2 separate regions of the Homo sapiens genome follow, and region 1 is linked to region 2. Evidence: read pairs that join two places in POLR2A ChIA-PET (ENCODE). Cell type or tissue: Caco-2. All regions are shown on one strand. Each heading gives the region's core, and the rest is flanking DNA. Links, peaks and the distances in the headings are about the cores only. Region 1 overlaps FRMD4A (FERM domain containing 4A). Region 2 overlaps FRMD4A (FERM domain containing 4A).

Region 1 (2,918 bases), core at 97-2,596, 150 kb before region 2:
GCTTGTTGCTTTCTATTGAATTTGTATTGTGGTTGTAGTGATTTTTGTCATGTACTGCAAGCATCGGGCTATTGATACTGTGGCTGAAATGCTTAGACTCATGAATTGTTAGCTATGTTTTAGAATATGAGTTGTACTTAGACTATTTAATTGTATCGTTATTTAATTATATCCTTTTGCTTACAATAGGGTAGATGCCATATATACTATATCAAAGGTTTTTCACATCTAAAAATTTGCATTTCTAATTGCTAAGTAAGATCTTTTTCTTGCTCACTTTCTGATCTGTCCGTCCGTCCATCCATCCATCCATCCATCCATCCATCCATCCATCCATCTATCTATCTATCTATCTATCTATATTGGAACCCCAAAATCAATCAATCTATCTATCTATCTATCTATCTATCTATCTATCTATCTATCTATCTATCTATCTATCTATCTATCATCTTGGAACCCCAAAATCACTAAGCTAAAGGGAAAAATCAAGCTGGGAATGGCTTAGGCTAAACCTGCCTTCCATTCTATTCAAAGTCATCCCTCTGCTCACTGAGATAAATGCATATCTGATTTCTTCCTTAGGAAAGGCTGGTCAGAAACTCAAAAGAATGCAACCATTTGTCTCTTATCTACCTATGACCTGTGAACCCTCTTCCTCACTTTGAGTTGTCCTGGCTTTCTGGCCTGAACCAATGTGCATCTTACATATACTGATTGATAACACCAAGCTGTACCCAACCACCTTGGGCGCATGTCGTCAGGACCTCGTGAGGCTGTGTCACGGCCGTGCATCCTTAACTTTGGCAAAATAAATTTCCTAAATTGAGACCTGTCTCAGATATTTGGGGTTCATATATGTATGTATGTGAGTATGTATGTATGTATCTATCCATTTATCTGTCATCTCATCTAATCTTTGCTTTGTGCTAGGCACTGTTCCAAGTGCCTTAGAAATATGAACTTACTTAATCCTCACAACAGCCCATATGGTGCTTAATTATTTTTACCATCCTTGTTTTACAGATGGAGAAACTCAGGAACAGAGAGGTTAAGTCACTGGCTCAGAGTCACACAGCCAGTCGAATGACAGAGCCTGAATAGGAATGCAAGCCTCTGGCTCCGGGGTCAGTGATAATCACTGCTACACTGGGCTTGTGTGTGTACAACATTCTAATTTTTGTGAACAGTCACTTGCTCCCTGTCACCGAGAGAAAATCCTTCTTCTGTTGAATGAAACAGAGAAAGTTCTTGTGGGGAAGCAAAGCTGGGTAAGAAGTGTGTGTAGCAGGGCTGTAGGGGTGGTTTCTGGAAAATGTTTGGTATTCATTTACAAGATAATCTTAATAGCATCTCCATTGTGTAATGGAGAGACTCAATAATGGTACTGAAGGAATTTAGCTGAAGTTAATGTTCTTGCAAAAAAACAGAGAATGATGCAATTCTTTAACTCTGGGAGGAGTGTAACATTCATCTGAGACTAACTGCATTTTGGAGATAAAGGAACAGGCCCCAGGGACTTTGGCCTTACTTGGCCTGTTTGCTGAAGGCCATGCATGGTGCCTGCGACCAGAATCTAGACTTTCCACCTGCAGTTAGGGTTCTCCTTCTTATTTACTTCTTATTAACAGGATGAGTACTCCTCAGAAACCATAGACTGTCTCAGTTTCTCCTTCCCTCTCTGCAAATGTGTTCTCCAGAGGAAATAAGACGGAGACGCCAGCTTAGGCCTGCAGTGGATACAGTGGTTTTGGCTTCATGTACACAGGTGTTCCATTTAATGAGGTGTTGAAGGGAAGGTGGTTGAAAAAGAAATATACAGGGTGTGAGAAGAAGGAAGGCAAAACGTCTATTACCCACAAGCCCAGAGAAATCTATTTCTCCAGGCTGCAAAGTAGCAAGTGCCAGGATTTTGGAGTGGAATAACTGCTCTACTTCCTCTTAATCAAAGGAATTATATAACTCCCCTGAGAGAAAGCAAAATGACTTATTTTATCATAATGAAGCTTTTAAAATGGCAACTTGCAGTACTTTGAAAAAGTCGTAGAGTATATGGGGTTATACTCGTTTCTTCTTCTTTGTTTTGTTTTTTAGTTTTCTTGCTGAAATTGGACAATCAGAGCACATGTCAAACACTTCTGCTTTCTTCAAAGAAAACAGAGCTCTTTCTGTGCCTCAAATTCTTCTGAGCTGCTTTTAAGGGAGTCTAACTTGGTTCCTTATCTCTTTTTTCAAAAGGCGTTTCTCATGACATTCTTCAAAAAGCTTTGCTTTGTTGTAGTTTCCAATATTTCAACATTTTTATTTTACAGCTTAACTTGTCATCATGAAAATTCTGACTAATGTCCTTTTGTCTGTTTACAAATTAGTTTCATTTTCTGCCACCAAAAGGGAAACATACTGTGATCTCCATACTTGAGCTATTTTGTCAAACAAGAGTTAAAATCAGGAAACGTTTACAAATAAGTTCTGCGTCTAGGCGTATACCCAAAACAGATGAGTCCATATGAGCCCCAAAAGGCGTGACCAGGGATTTTCATAGCAGGACTATTCATAACAGCTCCAAAATGAAAATGATCCAAATGTTCATCAGAGGTAGAACAAATAAATGTGTAGTCTACGCATAAGGTAGAATCGTATAATGGGATAAAATATAGCAATGAAAAGGAATGGACCACTGTTGAGTTCAACAGCATGGATCAATCTTATAAGTATTTTTGAGTAAAAGAAGCTAGACACAAACAAATATGAATTGTGTCTTTATGTTTATATAAGGTTCAAAAACAGAGAAAACTCAACTATGCTGGTAGAAGTCAGAACAGGGGCTATGTTTGTGGAGGGAGGGAGACAGTGACTGAAACGAGCACAGGGAGCTTGCAGGGTGCTGGTGATGCTCTACTGCAAGATCCTTATTCCAG
Region 2 (2,918 bases), core at 276-2,775:
GGAAAATAGCTCCAGAAACAAAGGCTTAATTTGAAAACTTTGCTATGGTTTCCAAGCATGTTTTTACCTGGTCATGGTTTGGAGAAAGGAGTTGGACCTTCTAAAAGTAGATCACCAAGCGCTTACATCTTAACACATTTCCTTTTTTGTTTTTCTTTTCTTTTCTTTTTTTTTTTTTTTTTTTTTTTTGAGAGAGTCTCACTCTCTGTTGCCCAGGCTGGAGCGCGGTGGTGCCATCTCGGCTCACTGCAAACTCTGCCTCCTGGGTTCAAGCGATTCTCCTGCCTCAGCCTCCAGAGTTGCTGGGATTACAGGTGCATACCACCACAACCGGTTAATTTTTTTTTTTTTTTTAGTAGAGATGGGGTTTCACCATGTTGGCCAGGCTGGTCTCGAACTCCTGACCCAAAGTGCTGGGATGGATTACAGGCGTGAGCCACTGCAACTGAACCCATTTTCTATACCCAGCTTGTTGAGTAATCTCAGTTATTTATCTAGCTTCTCTTAGCCAACTTTCTATTCTATTATGTTAAAAAAAATGGAGAAATTACTACTTCTCCAATGTTAAAAAAGGTATTTTTTGTTGTTGTTCCAATTTAAGGGAATTTGTTTGCTCAACAAAGGCTGAAGTGCTTTATACAAGGCACCGTGCCCGTCTCCTGAGGAGCCTCTGAACGTTCCCAGAAGCACACGTCCAGGCCGGGCAGAGCATGGCTTCTGTTTCTACCTCTCAGTGAAATCAATCCCCCTAAGCTTTCTTTCAAAGTAGCCCAAATGTGTGGCTCATGGGCTATAAGTCAGATATGAAAGAAGAGAAGTTTGGAGAATAAAGGCGCATTTTCTTATTTATTTATTTTTTATTTTTTAAGGAAATGATAGATATCCTTACCACATCTTCGTGCATGGCCTGCCCGGATACAACTGCGTGGGTACTGCGATGGAGCACAAACAAACGCGACCGCTAAAGTCGTGTAGGGTGTTTCCCTTTCATGTCTGAATTTGTTTAGACAGTTACACAATCAGAGAGCGCGGAATGAGAGAAAACAAAACCCAGGAGAAAGGAATGCTTTGAATCTAGGTCCCTGGGCCTTGATACTTTTTCTTTGTTAAATCAACCCAAGGCCCCTCCATATGCTGATCATCTTTTGCCAATGTCTGTGTCTGAACAGGTTTTCCCAGGCATATAGCTCAGAAAGAACCTTTCATCCTCCTTTTCCTGTTATGTGTATAATGTGGTGTAGCCCAAAGCCACTGTGGGTTCTAATTTGCATGTCTATTTCAAGAAGCCCGGAAACTATTTGCATAAGACTCTTGCTTCCTGAGAGATCCCAGCAGAAGGATGTAGAGATAGAGTCTTTCATTTTTTCATTTAGTTCTAGATATCCATAGTGAGAGATCTGTGTGTCTAAACCCTAAAATCTGTAGAATGTGCATGAAAAAATCTACCACCCTAAGCGTAAGGAGAGCTAGTACAGATGAGGATGTCGTGGCAGAAATTAGTACAAAAAACATTACAACATTTTGTAATTTTTCTAACTTCAAGTATTTTTTGGAGGTTTGTTGTAGAACTATGGAAACTTGAAACATAAAGCAAGACTATTTAAAGGTTCAATCTCGTCTTGTAAGAAAGAGAAACAGGTAGAGAGACAGAAAGGGGATATATACTTCATGGTCAGAGAGCTGCAGGGGCGGTTGTTAGCTGTGCAGATGAGCAGAAGAGAGGATAGCAGCAGCTCAACAGTGGCACCTTCAGTAGTTCTAGAGAGAAGGGATGGCAACAGCAGTAGACCAGGCTAGTACCAGCCAAAGCAACAGATACGTACAATCCAGACTAGTCCTGGGCGGAATAGGGTAGACAGGGCAGGGCCCAGTGGAGACAGCCATGGCCAGGTTTCCCATAGAGTTAGAGTGAGATAAAGTGGTAACAGCAACAGGGCAGAGAGAGACTGGGCAGGAACTGCAAAGATGGCAGCTGGAGCAGAATGATGTGCATCAGGTGAGAGGAAAAGCACAAGGCCAGAGGATCAACTGTGCAGGGTCCATGGTGATGGAGCACAGCAGTGGGCAGAAGTGCGGGCTGGGACCTACCCCCGTAAAGGAGACACTGGAAACCATCGTCCAAAGAGACAAAGACACCAATGACTAACAGAATTTATTGAGCTTACAAAATCGCAGATAAAAAGAAAAAGAAAAAAAAAAAAAGACTGGCCAAAATGCTAAAACTCCCTCCTCTTATGGGATAACAAAACAGGCTACAATTGGTTGGAATCAATATGACCAACCAGAGCCTGTACAGAACCAGCCTGTGATGTCACAGTCTGAACTACCACCACACGTTTCGTACTAACGCCCCCTGAATTTGCACATGCGACCCATGAGGAGGCATGAAGAGATAACTGCTCATGCCAAGACCTTTCTAGGTTTCCCCTTTCCTTCCACCGATCACCCACTAATCCCAGAATCCACCCCGTAAACCTCTTCTAATAAAACTACTCCCTTGAAGCCAGCAGAGGGAGACAGATCTGAGCTGGACTCCTGTCTCCCTGGGAACAATAAAAGCTTTGCTTTTCTCACAAACCTGGTGTCATAGTCTTGGCACACTGGGCAGTGACCCTTTGGCTCCATGACAAACATGATGGTCTAGGGACCCTGCTTCTCTCCTGTTCAGTCTCAGGTGACCCAAGGACTAGACCATGCATCCTCTTCCTTCTTACCTATCTTCATATCCTCATGAGAGAAGGGAGGGTTATCAGCCTCTGAGGATGCAGATGTTGCGCTCAGCCCCAGGATCCCCAGGAGACTGGCAAAGAAGATCATAGCTTTGACTGTTCAGGGTGGCCTTGGACACAAGTTGTACCCTTAAGGAATACCCTTCTCTGACCAGTATGGTGGTTCATGCCTATAATCACAGCACTTTG

The links. Peaks named below come from ENCODE experiments on the same cell type or tissue, not always from the same donor. Only the 100,000 strongest peaks of a DNase experiment are listed, where the experiment ranks them.
Region 1: POLR2A ChIA-PET joins it to region 2 with 24 read pairs; 5 of 35 experiments call an interaction of 5 or more read pairs at or near these places.

The regions. Positions count from the first base shown.
Region 1 is chr10:14,039,073-14,041,990 of GRCh38, forward strand. The region is part of intron 2 of FRMD4A (FERM domain containing 4A); the gene reads right to left. Among named protein-coding and RNA genes, the nearest start is that of FRMD4A-AS3, 34 kb to the right of the region's middle. In Caco-2, for the core only: no CTCF peak of the experiment used is centred there; DNase peaks (open chromatin) are centred at 709, 1,158 and 1,539.
Region 2 is chr10:14,183,961-14,186,878 of GRCh38, forward strand. The region is part of intron 2 of FRMD4A (FERM domain containing 4A); the gene reads right to left. It overlaps LOC124902378 (a long non-coding RNA gene), which reads left to right. Exons shown (of 2, transcript XR_007062060.1): 2 at 870-2,502. Among named protein-coding and RNA genes, the nearest start is that of FRMD4A-AS3, 110 kb to the left of the region's middle. RefSeq lists a silencer at 1,264-1,323 and an enhancer at 1,604-1,653. In Caco-2, for the core only: a CTCF peak has its summit at 2,498 (motif pointing right); DNase peaks (open chromatin) are centred at 971, 1,781 and 2,602; H3K4me3 peaks cover 649 bases.